Regions from separate parts of the Mus musculus genome. Here region 2 is linked to region 1. A link is a loop called in an ENCODE intact Hi-C map of the cell type or tissue named here. Cell type or tissue: left cerebral cortex. All regions are shown on one strand. Each heading gives the region's core, and the rest is flanking DNA. Links, peaks and the distances in the headings are about the cores only. Region 1 holds the start of 4930529K09Rik (RIKEN cDNA 4930529K09 gene). Region 2 holds the start of Gm32729 (a long non-coding RNA gene).

Region 1 (9,714 bases), core at 618-8,617:
AAGCTGTTCATCATGGCCATCACTGATTGAACATGGTACTCATGGCTCTGAAGATCAGGGCGAGAATGAGAATGAGTGGCCAGAAACTGGTGGAAAACATATTTGAGCTTAAAGTCAGAAACAACTTTCTAACTTCCAAAACTGTCCAATGATAAAAACAGGCTGGTGTGGGAAGTAGACAGTTATTCCTCACTGGATATAGCCAAGCAAAAACTAGACAGATTCTTACCTAAATACTCCAGATAAGAGCTGAGTATCAGATGAGTAACTAGACTAGATGACTAATAATTCTTTTCAATACTAGAAAGTGCCAATTATTGACAAAAACACTTATGACAATATGGGCTCCTTTCCTTAACACTGCAGTGGTTACCAGTACTCTCTTAATAAGTTTTTCTGTAAATTGTCCTTCAGATTCTCTACTGCCATGCTAGTCATTAGAAAAATTGCCAATGAAAGCTTATCTTTGCTCCTCTTCTCCAAAAGGTATATATTTAGTATACCCTGACTCAACACTTCCCCATTTAGTGGGACACACCACTAGCAGAACACTGATAAGACCCCATCTGACTGTCACCATTTTAGCAAAGAGGAGATTTGATTTCCTGCTACACAGTTCAACTCTAGAGGTCCTCAAATTAATTAAAAACCTAGTTTCCTAATATCTTTCCATTCCAATATTGTCAAAAATCATAAGATGATTCTTAAAAGTCTGGACAACCTCTCTTCATTTACCGCAAGAATAAGAAAAATGAGAGGCAGTGAAATTTCTATGGTGTCTTCATTTATCCCAGTGAGCACATCTATTCGCCTATATGGTTGGAAGTAGAGTTCCCCAAGATACATTTCTTGGGTTTCTCTTATTAAACATTAAAGGAAAAAAAAAGGAAAACACAAAGTGAAATTTTCTGTCTTTGCATTAGGCAACAGGTTTCGTGTCTCCACAGCTAGACAAATGATGATGGTTTTCTAATGCATACATAATTTTCAGTGACATTCAGCCAAAGTCCCACAGGCTCATAGATGTTCTGACCCAATGCATAACTTCACATTCTTTAAAAAAAACAAAAACAAAGGCCACTATTCTTTATTTGTGCAACAGTTAGCTAAGAAAGACACTGAACACAACAAGGAAGGAGGAATGACTGAATAACAGATGTGGCAGTGGCTCAGCCTCTGCCTGATTTGCCCCTACTCTACAGAGAAGATTTATAATTAATGGGCATATGTTTTTTCTGTAGGGGTTAATCTTTTTTCATGTGACCTTTCAATACTATCCATGTTCTTATTTATTTTTCCACTAGCCCAGCATCTCGGCTTTACAAGTGTATATAAAGTTGTGGTTTGGGGACGGAAAAGTGACTGAAATAGATAGGCTTCCTTATAAATATGAGATATATGATATCATCTTGGGATGCGTTCTGGGGAGCATTTTTCATATCTTTAGTTTCATTCATATGTTCTCCAACAATTGTTCCTCAGATAAAGACTCAGTATAATATATTTTTTCTTTGTAAAAGACATTTCTGACTACAAACAAATCTAAACAACAGTTAAAAGAGTTAAAAGAGAGTCAGCTTTAAATGTGGGCAATGGTTAACAGCAGTAAGAGTGAGGTAAATGTAAGGAGGGAGGAAGGGGTAATGATTCGGAGCTCGGAGCTTCTTTATTGCCTTTGCAATTCTGCAGCTCAAGAATAAAAGCTATTATGGCAATCTAAGAACAAGTCTCTTCATAATCAAATGCTAACAACAGTATCCCCTTTCCAGCCTTATTGGAAGACAAGGGATAGAATACTCAGTAAATTCTCATTTAATTAGTGGTAGGAACAAGGTATCAGCATTTAAAAGAAAATCTCATCAGGTGGAAGAAAACAGGGAAATAGAAACCACAGTCAATATTGTTTTGGACAGGATCTTTGTTACAAGATAAAATTAGTGGGTAGAAGTTTGAGAAGAAATTTGTGTACTTTTTCAGTCATACCCCTGAACTACATATTAGCTAAGGGGAGCTAGTAACTTTCTTAGAGAGACCTTGTCGAAGTGACCGTAACAAAGCATGTGCCTTGGATGTCATTTGTGAATAAGGCATGGGCATCATCAACCCCTGAGATAATGATATAGAAACAAGCCACTTCCGTGCTATTGTGTGTAAGCTACCCACTCAACCCAGCAGAGCCACTGAGGCTCCTCCTCTGCAGTGCTGTTACAGAAATGTACAACTTCTTTCTTAGCAGGCAACGTTAAAAATGCATGCTGAAAGAATTCTAACAAACAAACAAACAGAAAACCCAACAGACAAACAACAACAGCATCAAACCCCACCAGCCTTCTTTGAAGGGGCAAACGATATGAAAGACAAAGAAAGGCCATGAGATTATCCCAGATTAGAGGAAACTAAGACAAACATCAGTTAAATGACACACTCCACTGTGCAAATAACAGTAGTGAGGAGCCTAGGTACATGGTGTTAGGATGAGCAGTGCAGTTCAGATTATTGTAGCAGTGTGGTTTTTCCCGAGTCTCATCTCCGTAATTTGGTCAGATAAAAGAGAGCTTTCCTAGGAAGCAAGCGAGGAATAAATGAGAACTCTTATATTATTTTCACACATCTTCCATGAATCTAAATGAACTTCAAAATGAGCGCTTAAATAAACTCAAACAGGCTCCTATGCAGCCGAGAGTAAGCACTCTGTCTGAAGATGTGCTCAATCCTCAACAGAAGCTGTCTATTACTAAACCTGGCTGCCACGTCATGCATGACCAAAGCTGTGAAGAAAACGTGATGCGTTTCTGACCTTGGAGTGTCTTTAGAGATAGTGAGGGTGAGCATCTTCAAAGAGTGGGGTCTTGAGAAGTATTAGTAATCAAAGGAGATGTCTGCATGATGTAGCAGGAATTCTGTGTTCCCCCACCCCAAGGGAGGAACTAAGAGAACACTCTCCACTTTTTTAATGATGAGTTTCATCCTCTCTTAAAAGCCCAAGTTCTTGCCATCTGATTTTGTGATTGTTTCTTTCAGTTTTGGAAAAGAGGATACATTTTAAGTTTTGTTTGTTGTATGAGAGGAAAAATTGTCTTCATAACAGCATTTTTTTTAGATGTTGAGTAGTTTCTAAAGCTGAGGAATTATCTCAGTTTAATTGGAAGAAAGGTAAGAAGGAAGGAAGCAAAAAAAAAAGAAAGACCAGAAAGAGAGACAGAGACAGACAGACAGACAGACAGAGACAGACAGACAGACAGATGACAGACAGACAGACAGACAGACACACACACACACACACACAGAGAGAGAGAGAGAGAGATTGCTTATTTTCAAAGTTCAGTTTTAGAAGTGTTTCTTTTCCATAGCCAATATTAAATACATAAATTAATTAATTAAATAAATGAAATAAAATAGTAATTCCTTTATTCCATATAAACCACTGAGAGTTTAAGAACAGAGACTCCTTTTGTTATGTAAGACAATCACAGCTTGCATAGGCATGCTTGTTTCATTTGTAAACACACATCATTTGGGATATTAATTTTATTCAGTTTTACAACAGCTTAAAGCTCTTATCCCTTGCAGAAGAGTCTGCTGATAAGAGTGGTGACTTATATGTCTTAAATGGGAGCTTTTGAATCTTGTAGTAAAAGCCATTGAGCATTTTCACTACCTGATGACGACTTTGAATCTGTAGGCACAGTCACAGTGCTCTGAACGTACTGTGGTTGTTCCTGTGAGTTGTCCCACACCTTTGCTCATGCCTTTGTCATGTATAATGCATACATGTCGTGTATAATGTCGTGTATACCAGGGCTGATAAAGGTGCTTTCCTTGAGTCGTGCTGTAAGCAGTGATGCTATGATACATTAAAAAAACAAAAAAACAAATGTACTTGATACACGGCAAGTTCTAAATATATATCACTATTTTGAAACCTATTAATTATTTATGAGAAGAATTGAGAGAAAATGGAAGGATAGATTAAAGGAAAACACCAAACCTATGCCAAGTTTTGGGGGAAACTCAACATAGAACCTAGCCCTACATTACCATATTTTGTACTTGCTTTTGATAGGTTTGGCGATCATTGTTGACTAAATGGACAAAACAATGCTCTTGCTAATACCCTCAGCTCCTTAACCCCATCCACTCCTCCATCAGGACCTACAATGAGCCACCTCTCCTACAATGAGCCACCTCTCCTACAATGAGCCACCTCTCCTACAATGAGTCCACCGAGTTTTATCCCTGAGTACTAAAGCACTGCCTGAGCATGCTCCAGCACAGAGCCAGCTCTCTCACTTTAGATCCTCACACCCCTCAAGGGGTCTTTGGCATTGCTCAGAAATTGTCTCCTCAGTAACCAAACCGTGCCTCCCCACCCAGCACGACTTCAATTTCAAACTTGCAAGTTTTACACCTCCCACCCTCTCATTCTTAACTGAATACCTCACTTCATGTTTCATTCAGAAAATAGAAAACACAGAATGAAAACTCCATCTGCCCACAACTAAATCTAGAAAACCCGGTTCACTCGCCTTTGTCACTGTTATGTTCCCACCTGTTACTATGGAGGCCAATCTCTCTCCTGATGCTCTCAGCCCCATTGCCTCACTCTCAAGGACACTGCACTTCCTGATGTTGCTTTCTGAATGGCTCCCTTTAGCCCCACCGTCTTCATGAGGATGCAGACATGTCCATATACATCTTTTCTTAAAATGCCATCTTCCTTTAGCTTGACTTTCCCTTTTCAGCTGTGTAGATTTTTCTAGGTGTCTTCACAGTCTCCTTTTCTGAATGCTTACATGTTCTTTGCTACCTGTGCCTCTTCCTCCTTTACACAGTCTCCATCCCTCAATGATCTGCGTTTACCTTCTATTTCATTGAAGCTGGTAACCTTATTGTTAGGTCAGCTAAACTCAGTCATGTAGTCCTAACCGCAGAAAGCCATTGCTCAAAAATCCAGTTCATCAGCTCCGTCTCCAATCCTTCAGCAAATGAGAATTTGGTTTCTAATTTAGGTTCCCATTCATTATTTGAGAGAGAGAAGAGAAGAAAAGAACATCACCTGTTAAGCTTTTGTAATCTAGCATTTCCACGAACTCATCTAGAACACTGGAAAATAAGCATAAACAGATATTGGAACTAAATGGAAAGACACGTTCTTGCAAATGTCTGCATATGTGGCATTAGTAAGTACGGATCATGCTGATTTTAACCTTAGTGGGTTATATCAGTTAAATCTGATTCTTGACTCAAAGCAAAGATAATTCTGGTTAGACGGAGGCCTTAGTGCGCGCAGGCTGAGCAGCAGTCTGGGCCAGCAGATGCTGCCCCGAGTCAGCCAGGTGCGGCGCCCATCTAAATGGTGTAGCCAACGTGTGGATTAGATTAAGTGAAAAATAATCTTTTCATCCTAATTAAGACTTGCCTCAAAACAACCAGATCTTTAACATATGGAGTGAAAGTAATTGAATTTGAGGAACTCAAGAAATTGACAGAGAAATGTGTCAGATGGCAGACAGAAATGGAGAGAAGGATTTAGAGTCAAAATAACTTGTGAGTTTGGTAGAAATCTTCTAAAGAAGGATAAAAAAAAATTCAAGAAATGTTTTGTTCAATTTTGAATGATTTCCCATGAAAACATATTTTGTTTTCTTTTTCAAAAAAATAAATTTTTGTGTTTGACGTTAACTGTTAGGTATTTGGAAAATTTACTTGTGAATTACATGAATCATCGCATTCTCTAATGGTGATGTGGCTCACCTTCTAATCTACATCTTGAATTCATCCATTTCTAAGGCTTTCCATTGCTTCAAGCAGAATCCCAGACAGTAGCATCTCTTACCTGGGCTGTTGTGGTTGTACTCCAGTCTCCCTCTGATCCCCCCCCCCCCCCCGAGTTTCCCTCTACACAGAAGAGAGAATGACCTTTTACATATGTAAATCAAATCATACCAGTCTCCTGCCTGAAATCCTACAGTGGTTCCCATAGCAATTATGTAAAATCCGCATTATTTTCCATGACTTGCAGGGACCCTGTGTAATCCCATTCCAACCACCTCTCATCATCTTTCCTTCAGACAATTATACTTTGTCTGTGTCCCAGTTCATGTTGTTTTTTTAGAGGATGCAAGTTTTCTTCCCTTTGCCCTGAAGCCTCCCTCTTCTTTCTCCTACCTCCCTTCATACAGTACTTATGATCTCTTCAGAAAGGAGTCATTTTCCAAATCAGTTCAGAGCCTCCCTTTCTCATCTTCTTACCTTTTTCTCTTCACGTTAAATGTTGTGCTTATGGCAGATCTGTGGGGCCATGAAAGGCAGCCTGTTCTGGTTGAATGAGGCTTGCTCCAGTGGGTGACCCAGTGGAGACCCAGTAGGAAACTCTACAAGGGATGGAACAGTGAGCCACATTCCCAGAGACACCACAAAGCCCGCATCACCATAATTCTGCGACTATAAGTTACACAGACAATGTCCCAAGCTTCTGACATTCTGGCTAGATTCCGTCCCCACAGTTACCTGACTATAGCCAGGTATGCACCTCCGCACAGTTACCTGGCAACAGCAAGGTAGCTGGCCCACTATAAAAGGGGCTGCTTGGCCCCTCCTCACTCTCTTTAAGCTCTCATTTTTCTTACTCTCATCTCTAACCCTCCTTTTCTCTCTCCTTTCCCCCCTCTCTCCACGTGGGCATGGCCGGCCTCTCTCTTTGTTTTACCTTCTATCTTTCTCTTTGCCTTTCTACAATAAATCTCTAAAACCATAGACTGTCTCTATTCATCAAGGCCCAAAGTGCTTAAACCATGGCATAGGCTTTCCCCTAAAGAGCTGCATCTAACCTTCCGCTAGAAGGCCTTTCTACACTCTAACCACGGGCCAAGGACTCTTACCTGCCTGGGAACCACCCAGAGCCCCCTCTCCACCCTGCCCTCTCTTCCCTTCAGCCACAGGGATGACTGAGCCGCCCCTAGGGCCTCCATTTTGTTCTCAGGTCTTCCGAGGTGTCCAGTGGTGTCTGGGACGCCAGAGACTAAGAACCTGTTATCTCTGGCTTCATTGAGGCCCAGAGACCTCGGGCTGCCTCTTGTCCAACCCCAGTGGGCTGAGTCCATAGCTTCACACAGCCAGACACCCACCCAGAACTGAGTGGAACGCATGAATCAGTCCTCCCACGTCCACCCACTCAGAGCATGGGAACTCTGGTGGGATGCGAGTTTTCTCCCACTCCCTTTATTCCCCGACGCCCACTGCCCAGCAAAGATCATCATCATTTATTCCAAGAGCAACCTGAAGCCAATAGAATTATTAAACTGATCCTCTCCTATTTGAAAACCATGTTCATTTTCTCCCAATAAATCAGGGTTGTCTGAAAGCATTGATCTGTCAAGAGAATCCATAGAGCTGACTTTGCTCATCAATGTAACTACGGCTATCCATAAGAGATAGATCATTAGATGTAGGGATCCAGGAATTGAACATGGACACTCTCTGCTATCATTGACCTTGCCTGAGAATAGAAAGGGGTCTGTTTGAAAGGATTAGCTAACCATAAAGACATCAAACATGAACCTCACCTTTTCTTTGAAGGACCAAAATATTTTTTCTTACATTTTAGAATCTAGGTTAATGTATAAATCTATCAAATCAATGGAAACTGCACTTAATTCTTCTCAGTTTTTCAACACAAATCCTTTAATGAAAGATCCAGTTCTTTTTCTAAGTAACTCAGTGATAAACACTAATTGCATATTGGGTAAGAAGGCAACAATAGTATCTTTATTGATGTTTGTATGGAAAATTAGTGCACAACACACTTGTGTCATTATGACTCTGTATCACTATGAGATGCCTACTGGTATGCTAGTACCAGAAGCCACATTTCTGAGAAGTTACTACTTGTCCTGGCGACCTTGGCCCTTTACAAATTCCAGATGTACTCTGTGCTCTTCTCGTTACTTTCTGTGATGATTAATACTGATTGTCCAATAAGAGGATCTTGAACAGTGATTCTCAACTTTCCTAATGCTGTGTGACCCTTTAATACACTCCCTCATGTTGCAGTGACCCCCCCAAACACAAATTATTATCAGAGACTTCACAACTCATTTTGCCTCTGTTATGAACCATACTATAAATATCTGAGATGCAAGATATCGGGTATGCCAAAGGAGTTGCCAATGGTAGACCAAAAACCACTGATCTAGAATCACTGACTCTCTGTGAGGGAGTATCCATGTAAGGTTAGCTGAAGTGTGAAGACCCAATCTACATGCATAGGACCATCTATACATTTCACACTTGGCCCAAACAAGAAGGGGATAGCAAGCTAAGCATAGGCTTCCTTTTTTCTCTCTGCTTTCTGAGTGCACACAAGGACCTGGATATAGCTCCAATCATCAGAACTTTCCAAGCATCAGGGATGGAGTCAGCTACAACTGAAAGTGAAAGCAAGCCCTTTCTTTGTCCTGTGGTTTTGTTGGTTACTTTGTTGCAGCAATGAGTCCAGTTGATAAGTAGGTCCTCTGATATACAGCCACAAACTTAGCATCTTTGCTGCATGGCACTTGCTCTGAAATCCGCTGCTTCCCTGTACCTTTGTTCTGTGTTTGCTTTTTCCACTGGAAGAAAAGTGGCATGAGGACAGAGACAGGCCTGCTTTGTGGCTGTGCTGCTCCTATCTGGCACTATACCTACTGCTTGATGAATATTTGTTGCCCCGCTTACTGAGCTATTTGTTTAATTCAGCTTAGTGCAAGGAATCGCATTTCTCTCTCAGAACTGGTTTCCTACTGGCCTCTGTCCATTGGAGGCACCAAGGAAAACTGAAGGGCTGGGGGAGAAAAAGATCTTTTGCTCTTCAGTTTTCTGTTTCTTCTCTCAATACCTCTGTGACCACACTACGTCATCCCAGCAGATCAAGTTGATTTGGCAGCAATTGCTACCGGTGTCCAGGTTTCCACATCTTCAGCATCAGCCTCAGCGTCCCCTTTCCCAACAACAACAAAACCCCTTTGAGGATTGTTGGAGCTGCCGTTCGCTTTTTCTGAGCCAGTAAAGACAAAATGCAGTTATATATGATAATTTATCCTTTTGTAGAAAAGTATAAAAGAATGTGTATGAGAAAATATGGTACATAACCCTGTGTATCAAAAATGTCATTTATGTTATATATAATGATACATGGCTATCATGCCAGCATTTTGGAAGGGTACACGGGAAGAAAGATAATTTGAGGCCATTCTTGGCTGGGTAGTAAATTGGGGGTGAGCCAAATTAGTACTGTCTAATTAGTGCTTTAGTCTTTGAAATCTAGACTGTGTTTAACTTTCAGCTCAGCTGACCAGCCACATGCTGGGAACACCCCTGTGGCTAGTTCTAGCCATATTGGTCAATTCAATTGAAAATGTAGCATTTCCAACAGCTTCCCATGTTCTTCTGCCCCAGGGCAGGCAATAGCTTTCTGCTGTTATTATTTCTATGACACCTGCATATTTACAGGATACTTACCAGTCTAACATTAACTCCATCTTAATAGTGAATGTGCTTTTACCTTAACCAGATCATATCTATTTCTGTTCAATAAAGTAATGACAGAGTCAGAAATATAAGATGTTTATAAAGCCAACTGTGTCTCAGACAAAAATGGCTTTGTTATATATTAGGAACAGGAAAGGAAACTGACAACTTCCAAAGGAGAGCTTGGCAAAATGGCCACGTGAACTG
Region 2 (9,714 bases), core at 1,004-9,003, 77 kb after region 1:
TGTGTATTTTCTATAAGAAATTACAAGGGACAAAAACATAGTATATAGATCTTTAGTTTGCTGCTTTATGTGAATTATAAAGTGAGGGACATGACCCAAGAAATATAAGACAGACTTATGTGACTGATGCATTAAAACACCACAATAATTAAACCTAGAATGGAATCCTCATCATCTTTAGACTGGAATTTCTGCTTTCATTTATTCTATCCTCATGTCAGACCTATAATGAGTGTAGTAATAAGTTATATTGTTGTTTTCTAGTTTTTAAAAATCCCAAAGACTTCTTTTTTTAAAAGTTACTCATCAAATAGTATAAAGTCCTTTGCTTTATTGTTGAAATGAGAGGCAACCAATACAACACAAATACTCAGAGAAGTGAAAAATACTCATTGGACACCAGAGAATGGAAATTGAGATTTGTTTTAGGTCTATAGTATTTTGCTCTACAATCTGTTGAGCCACACAAATTGACCTGCTTTTAGCTTCCCTCATCTCTTCTGCTTTAGTTTGCTGTTAGTCCTATTATTCCCACTTTTATTGTGTGACTCAAATGACCCTCACATGGGCAGAGGAGACAATGCTGTTCTCTCTCAGCTGCTTAGCTGACAGGATTTCTCAGTATGGAACAGCAGCATCTATTAGTGAACTAATCATTTCTTTAAGATTAGAATTGGAGAAATTTCCCTGAGTTTCATCTCACAATATTTTAAAATTAAAAATAAATATGATCTTCTTAAATTTTAAGCTTTTGTTAGGGTTATAAAACTCTCATTTGAAGAGGCTTATAGTTCCAAGTGTGTACCCAAATGGACATGCATGTACCTGTGTGAAATAGTGTTGGTGGAATCTGATATGGATTTTCCTGATTTTCTTCCTTGAACTGTATTTTGCCTGCATCATCCTTTTCAATGCTTGTCACAACAGTGTAGATTAGATAAAAGGTATATAATTGCTATGTGACAGGTACAGTTTGAACACCAGTAAACAATAAACTGGGTATCAGATACTTAAGCTCCAGAACTATTTCTTTTAACCACATCACTCTGTCATTCACAGCAGTAAATATGTCCTTGAGTGTGATATGGTGGTGGTGGTGGTAGTGGTGGTGGTATGTGTGTGTGTGTGTGTGTGTGTGTGTGTGTGTGTGTGTGTGTGTGTGTGTGATTGGATCAATATTTCCATGGCATTGTCCACAACTCTGACATACAAACCAACATTTAACAACTGGGTAGCAGGATTCTTTAGCTTTATCTGATTTCAATCACTATTACCTTAATGTCAGTTGTATTCATCTGACATAAAGCAACTTCATTCCTCCTGCACATGTCTGTCTCCTGAATTATTTTGGACCGCTTCTCTCTGGTACACAAATTGCTGAATAATCTCCTTCTTGCATGGCGTGCTACTAATATACTCTAGACACCACTATATAAGGTTAAATTATCCAGTGCCAATAAGATACTCACTTTTCATGTCAAACAATGTGTGGAAGAAGCATGCTTCACTTCTGCTCATTGGCATACATGATGTATTGACTCTGTAAACATAGTATTCTGCACACACACAAAAAACATACTTTTCAGGTAAACAGACTATTTTATTATTTTCATTTTTCTTCCCTGCATATTTTTTTTCTGAAAAACATATGAAATAAGTTTTGTTATTGCCTCAGTTGGCCCTTTAAGGTTGGCTTCCTTTAGGATGAACAGCTTTTCGATTCTCCAGCTGACCAATGAAAGGAACAGCGTCAAACTTGCCTTCTGAAACAGCTTAAGTAGATGGGACAAAGTCAGTTGCCCAGTAGAGGTGGTCTTTAGCTAAAGGTCAAATGAAATTGTACTGGAAGCTGTGAGATTACCTTCAAGTGGGTATTTTAGGTGGTGGTAGTAATGGGTAAACTTTGTGGGAACTGACGAGAAAACTGTAACATTCTAAAGCCAGTCATCTTTATCCCTCTCATTTTCTCTTCTTTATTCTAAAGAAATAAGACATGCTGGCTTGTACTTGATTTATTTTTTCTCCTTTGTTAGACTAGGCAAAAGGTTGGAGTAGCTTATTTACAGTTAGAAAGTTTGTACGTGTGAAAAAATATACCTTGTGAAATTCACTACATTGGTATAAGGTCTATTTTTTGAGCTATAGCTACTTCCAAAACAGCAGAGGCCAAAATGCCACCCAAATCTCCCCTGTTCTTTCTAAAACAGGAGATTGAAAGGCCATGTGAACAATGCCCTTCCAGTACTAGGAGAAAAATGAGTTGTTCATCAAGGAGTCAATGCCTAGAAAATTCTGCACAAACAAGTATTATTTAAATAATTCTTATCTCCCTCTACCTCACCCATCCCCCCACATCATATAGTTGTTTTCCCATAGTTACCTATCTTTGCTCGACGTCATATCAAACCCTGGGGCTTTGTTACCCTATTTCTTCAGGAGAGGTCTGATGCTGTGTTAAATTCTCCTGTTCATATTTCTTATGTCAGTTCATGCTTTCCTCTTGTCAGTTTAATTTCAGAAAGGCCCATACGAACTATAAAATTGTTCCGTACTCTAAAATTATTTGGGGGGCATAAGAGGTACATACGAAGTTTCTTTAGTGATTCATCACAACATGGTTGCTAAGGACAACAGAAAAGCATTGTCTGATAGTTCTGGAGGACAGATGTTCAAACTGTGTCTCTATCTGAAAGCTCTAGAAAAGGAGCCCTCTTGATTCTTCTAATGGTTGGTGGGAATACTTGATGTATTGAGGCATATAGACATATTACTCTGACCTCTGCCTCTATCACCACAGAATTCTTTCCTGTGTGTCTGAGTCCCAGTTCGTTTCCTTTTTGGACATAGGTACTCATATCAGTGCAGATATGCCCAATATGATTTTTTTCTTAACTTGCAATGATACCTGCAATGATATAATGTCCAAACATTGTCACATTCTCAGGTGCCAGGGAATAGGAATTGTGAGGAATGTCACACTCCTTACATCATGAGGCAAGACTACATTGTGGTGAAAGCCCAGGGCTTGTAGCAAAGGAATTACCAGAAACAGAGATCATGGACGTCCTCTTGGTTTCCAGCAGCAGCAAGAGTCCCCATTTGTCCACAATTAGGGCTGTGTTTTCAGCAGGGTGTGTTGTCACTGTTCTTTCTATCTTGATGTGCTCCACAACCAACAAGGAGACTATAGAATAACCAGAATCTTTATCTTACCTTTCTCTATCCATGTCCTTAGCAACATGGCTCTCTAGTCTTAACAGATGTACCTTTCCCACATTTTCTGTATGGATTAGATTCCTGGTTTGCTTTGGGCAAGAGAATATGGCAGGAATGAGTCTTCAGTCTAGGTCTGATATACTATGAAAGTGTTGTATATTTTCAGTCTTCCTCTACAATCTAGCCATCATGGTTAGAATAAGTCCAAGTGAGATTTCCTATGTGGAGCAGAGGAAGCTTGTGTTATCTTTGATGCATCTGTACTAGACTAGGGACCACCCAGTTCCCATGTTACTCACAGTTTCCTGCTGATTTATGTGTATGTTAAGCTATGTTCAGATGAGCATCAACTCAATAGTCTGAAATGCCTTGCCAGCCATAAATTTGTGGAAATAACACATACTTGTTTTTTAAAATTTTATTATTAATTCATTTAAAAATTACCTTGGTTTGTGTGTGTGTGTGTGTGTGTGTGTGTGTGTGTGTGTGTGTGTGTGTGTGTATGTGTGTGTGTGTGTGTTTGTGTGTGTGTGTGTGTGTGTGTATGTGTACGTATATGTATCATGGTGTATATATGAAGATCAAAAGACATCTTTCAGAAGTTGGATCTCTAATTCTAGTACATGGCTACCTGAGTTCATACTAAAGTCATTAGTTTTGCAGCAAATGCCTTTACCCACGAGTCCATGATTATTGGTTTAAATCATTGCAGTTTGAAGAACTTGGTGTGCAGTATCTATATGGCATAGAAAAAAAGAACTTTTGGGGTTATACCCAATCTCCAAAAACATTGTATTAATTTTTCTTAAAAAAGAAAATTTGAAGTAATTTTCAATAATTTTCATAACCTTTGTTATCTGGGAGAAAAGCATGCTGGAATTGTGGCCTGGGATAATTTAGAAACTAGAAACTGCTCTTTATGTGTGTTTGGACTCAGTCAAGATGGTTTCCATGCCAATATTTAAAACAGTGACATCTGGTTGCTCTCAGCTGCATATGATAAGGAACCCTAAAGAATGAGACAAGTTAAAGAAAGAACTAGCTGTATGCAGAACTCGGAGGTGTTACAGAGAGCCTTCTTTGTTGGAAAATAAAACTGTTTCTCAGCTTCAGTTCTGTTGCCAAGATCAAGTTCTCAAAGTAATGTAAGACTGGAAGACAAATTAGAGCTAGCTTGTGAGAGCCTTTGCTAAGATTTTAAGAAGAATTAAGGCCATGTTTAGTAGACCTTGTCAGCTGGATAAAAGGGCTGTTAGGAAGCGTGTATAGGCCGGGTGGCACTGAAGTCTGATTCCCAAGTAACTGTGATTACATCTAGAAAGTGAGACTGAAAAAAGGATTTTTTTTTCAGGTGACTTTTCTACCACAAAGTAGATAATGATCAGGTTCATAGAAAGCTCACACAGTTTTTAATTGACTTCTATTGACTGAAGAGCTTCAATATTGAACTAAAAGGGACGGACATCTTTCAAATTGCAAAAGTAACTAGGTTCCCTTAATTTTACTTGAACAGAAATCATGTTGAGAAATCTACACAGCTGCAAACACAGGACCTTTCTTCAGAAATAAGATGTGACAGAAAAAGGACATTTCAGATCTAAGGAGATAAGTACTTTGCAGAAGCATCCAGAGGGAGCGTCAGACAAGTGAATCACTCCCAGGTAGTAGAATAAACATTGGATAAAGGAACACTGCTTGGACCCAATATCTTAAGTCTGGCATCGATTTACTAAACAAAAATCTTAGAATTACTACCAAATTCTGATTATTCTGTAACTCCTAGCCTGAATTTTTAATAGGAATGAAAATTTGCAATGGATTGGCAGGATCTGTCTTGGACCATTATTGTATTTGGAGTATAGAAGCCTTGTCTTTTCAGTTGAAAACATCTCTGCATCATGAAGAGGCACAGAAGACTTGATGTAAGACTGAATGACACAGTGTGGCAGAGACTGTAGCTCTTGAAAGGTGGTGGCTATATTTTGTCTATGAGACGTAATTAATTGAGATCACAGGGTCTTTATAGTCATTCAGTTGTAAACGCCATCCTGATTATTCAATCTTTCATTTTTCTTATCTCTTTTTACAATGTGAAGGTGTCATTTGTACTTTCAGTACGTAGCATCTATTTCCTTCCTTTTTGAATGTCAAATGGCCCTGTGAGGTTTTTGTTTTTGTCAGTTAATACAGCTGATGCGATGGTATTCCAGTTCTGTCCTTACGCTGTGTGAAACTTCACATTTGCCTTTTCTTGCTCTTGGAATCTAGCCAAATTCATGGGTCCACATCCAGGTTAGCCTTTCAGATAAGAGATAGATGAGGGTAGAGCCTCAGAACTGCTTCCTAGCTTGTTCAACAAAGGAATGGACAGGCCTAGATAAGCTGCCTTCTTAATTCATGTGTTAGTGACCCAAGTCAATTTGCAGTGAGCCTCACATCTAGACCACGGTGTTCTATGGCTCCATCCATTATTTCTGAGAAATTACAGTTACTCGTGGTTTAAAGAGTGCTATATATTATAATTCTCATGCAGCAATACTAATAGTAAAATATCTTAGTCTGTGCTGCTGTAGCAATACCTAAGAGCAATATATAAGTGACAGCCATTTATTTATCATAGTTCCCTAGGCTGGGAAGTCCAAAATCAAGCCACTAATTTGTGTGCTTATGTGTTGTCTGTTGATGTTTGATCCCTGTCTTCAGGATAATGCCTCACTACTGCATTCCCCAGCAGGAAGGGATTCAGTTTTCACACTGAGGATGGAAGAGAAAGAAACAACCCTTGCCTTTCAAGTTATTCTATGAGCCCTAATCCCATCTGCCAGACTCCACCCTTCTGACTTAGTTACCCTTTGTATACCTCTGCCTTTAAAAATCCTACCATATTGACTGAAAATCAATACACACACATTCTGGAGTGTGTTTAGACCACAGCTCTGCCTAAACCTAAAGCTAGACAGGAGAAGGAAGAGCTCATCAAAACATGTTGTGAGCTTGGGGAGGCCGCAAGCACATGTTCCATCCCTGGGGATCTGCTGGTGGATGATTTTGGTCCCAGCCCTGTTGGTGACATGGCCGCTGGAGAGAAGCGGAAAGAGTTAAAACTTCACAGCTATAGCTAAATTCACATTACTTTTGGGAAGTACACAGTAAATAGTTGCTGATGAAAGTTCACAGTAGAAATGGGTGTTGGGGGCAATAAGGACAGGTTGGTGACAGTGGGGAATAGTGACAGACAGCGTCACATTATAGCCTAGTGATAAGATGCTTTCCTTTAACCTAGAGGTGCTGAAATCTGAAATGATATTAGAATACACCAAGAGCACACCAGAACCACACCCAACTCCAAGACTCCTCATGGGTAGGCAGGGGTGGCAGAAATAAAATGTAAGATTGGTGCTTATGGAAATCATGTGACAAGGATTGGAGAAAGGAAAACTGCTCCAAGTCCTATCTTAGCAAATTGAAATTATATTCCAAAGTGAATAAAAATACCATCCATTTGCATTTGTGGTTTACAGTTATAAAAAAGGTTTACAAACATGGTTTTATATATAATACATTATATATGGGTGTTTGTATAGACATATCTATATATTTATATATAGGAATGCCTATAGGTATGTACATATATACATATCTATGTATGTATATGTAGGAATATCTATAGGTATGTATAGGTTTATATATATATTTGTATAATACATTAACATGAATACTCTCTCTCTCTCTCTCTCTATATATATATATACATATACATATATATGCATATATGTATGAATAAAAATAAAAAATGTTAAATGTTTCCTAAACTGTTGTTCCAAAAATAATGGGTTGTGTCAAATATTTTTTCAAATATTTGTTGCCATATGTACTGTTATTTTCAAAGTAAAGGAACTAAATATTTACAAACTTCCATTTGTTCCAAAACTGAATGATGCTTTTCTTCTTATTTTGTTCTTCTATGCCTCATTACAAATATGGTTGCTAATCTTTGCTATCACCTTGATTCGACATGAAAATCACTGTGAAAAAAAAACACCATTCATGTGACTAGGAAAGACTTAGCCAAGAAGCCCTGCTCAGAATGTGACTGCCACCTGTATTCATCTCAGCTTCCAGATACATATGCACAGTGACCGGCCATCTTGTCTTTAGGCTGGTGTGCCTTTGCTGACATGACGGACTGTATCCTCTCATATTGTAAGCCAAAACCTTGCCAGATGTGTGGTCACAGAGCCAAAAAAATGTAATTAATATAACAACATTCAAAATTAAGAAAGGTTTAACTTCTGATTTTATGCTACTCTTGCAAGGTACATGTTTAAACCTTGGAGTCAAATTCAATCTAGAAAATTTTAAGTTTTGTAAGTAAAACAAAAATACTAAGTATTTCTGCATCATATACTTTACTGAATTTACTGTTTCCCCTCTGCGTGCTCTGTACTGATTCTGCAGTGTGCTAGTACGTGCTTTCCTCTTCATATTCCTAGGACATCTCCTGAGAAGAAAAATGATAGCGTGTGTGTGTGTGTGTTTGTATATGTGTGTGAGTGAGTGAAAGTGTGTGCACACACGCATGTGTGTGTGCCTTTTTCTAAAATCTTTTGAGTGTTTCTTTGACCATTTCTTTTCTTCATGAGCTAAGGATCTAGCCATATTTTAGCAATGATTTTAGGACCGATTTAACAAAATGCTGATTTCCTACTACTGTTACCCCTTTGTTTGTGTTCCTTTACTCTTCATACTGATAAAACTTATATATCCATTTATTGTATTAGCTATGATATTAAGTTTAGTAATTAAATACAAATAACTGATTTTTATAATTCTCTATCTACATTTACTTACCTATATCCAACATAGGCTAAAGAGCTGATCAAGAGCTGCTCATCGTTGAGACAAAGTCACAATCATGCATCCAGCAGACTAAATATGTCTTATATTTTCGTCTCAATGTCATACTGAAGTGCTGTATCTTGATTGATTATAACCCCAAGCTCTTGCCTTACAATGCTGCATCTATCAACTCTTATCAGCTCTCCCCTCCTCATGCTTTCACTGTTTTGTTTTTGCTGCCTTCCCGAATATGACATACTATAACAGAATATTCCCTTACTTGTCTCACACCCAGCTCGGCCTTCCTTCCTTTCCAATCTGGTACCACGATTCAAGGCAGCCTCTATCTTTATGGCTCAAGCAGATAGGTTTGCAAACACTGCTGAATTGAATCATAACAGAGAATTTCCAAACCACTGTGTTGTAATCATCCATCTCAATCGAATGGCTATTCTTGGTTATTTGACCAAAATTTATTTACCATACAGAAGAATACTGAGTTTATGGAATGTTATGTTTTTCCTCCACAAAATAAATTAACACCTACATGAAAAAGCTGAAACTTTCTGGAACCTTCCAAGTTTTCCATACTGGAATTCCCTTAGCTTTCCATGTTCCTGTCATGTAACTCCCAAACACCAAAGATCAACTCCAACCAGGCTAGGTTTATCCTGCTCCTGCAGACCTTTCAAGCCTCTTATGAGAATCAGTATTCTTTCCTTTGCACACTTCTTTCCTTTGCCTTGCTTGCTCCCAGGTTCCAGCAGAATTCCAGGATCAGACGCTCTCTGACCTTTTATGTATTCCCTTCTGTGTTCCCTCCACGTCAATTTGAACTCCTGATCACTGTTGAAAACAGAGCGCCTTAGTCACCTTCAGATCCACATTGTTAAGGAGAGCCGACACCTAGCAACTCATTATTTATAACCTATCTGTTCTTTGAGAAGGACTTGTAGACACCCTGTATGTGTATAGTTTTCTATTTTGAAATGCATCCTGACACACATCCTCGCATTTAATCCTCATGACGAGCTTGCCAGGAAGCAATGGAGATTTCATCTGGTTTGAAATGAGAACAGTCAGTCTCAGAGAGATCAGGACCCACAGAGTTTACAAAACAGCCTCAGGCCAGGAGACTGGTAATGACAAGGGTTAGAGTACAGGTTTTGACTGCTTTTACTATGGTCATACCGTATGCTACTGTATGGCGAAAGTGTGGGACTATCTTAGTAAATAGAAAAGATACCTTTAAAAGTTTGTTTAATGATATCACTATTTTAGAACATTTTAAGAACTTCTGCATACTTATCAAAGCCATACTTATTCTACTTTGAGAGTTCAACCAGCCATTCATAATTAAATAATAGGGCAGATTTTTGCTAATAATACATCTTTGCTGTGCTTAAGTATTCAGCTGCCACCACCAACAATCTGATAAGGGCATAATGAGGACGATGTATCTGAAAAATAAAGATATCTGCAGTAGGATTAGCTGGGCGGTGAAGCTCACCTGCAAAATTACATATTAAGTCTCTATACTCTGTCAAATATTTAAGTAACAAATCAAGCAAGAGAGTCTTTGTCAGCCTCTTATTTGGAACCAGATGTACTTTTAGACTTTTGTCCCATCTGTATATTTAATCTTAGATATGAAAACAT

What was found. Peaks named below come from ENCODE experiments on the same cell type or tissue, not always from the same donor. Only the 100,000 strongest peaks of a DNase experiment are listed, where the experiment ranks them.
Region 2: it touches region 1 in a loop (9-fold over the local background); 2 of 42 quality-filtered maps call a loop at or near these places.

The regions. Positions count from the first base shown.
Region 1 is chr14:86,242,632-86,252,345 of GRCm38, reverse strand. 4930529K09Rik (RIKEN cDNA 4930529K09 gene) reads right to left here and starts at 6,376. Exons shown (of 4, transcript NR_040457.1): 1 at 6,253-6,376. In left cerebral cortex, for the core only: no CTCF peak of the experiment used is centred there; DNase peaks (open chromatin) are centred at 2,686 and 4,474.
Region 2 is chr14:86,165,841-86,175,554 of GRCm38, reverse strand. Gm32729 (a long non-coding RNA gene) reads right to left here and starts at 2,619. Exons shown (of 3, transcript XR_383671.3): 1 at 2,588-2,619; 2 at 1,470-1,556. In left cerebral cortex, for the core only: no CTCF peak of the experiment used is centred there; a DNase peak (open chromatin) is centred at 4,245.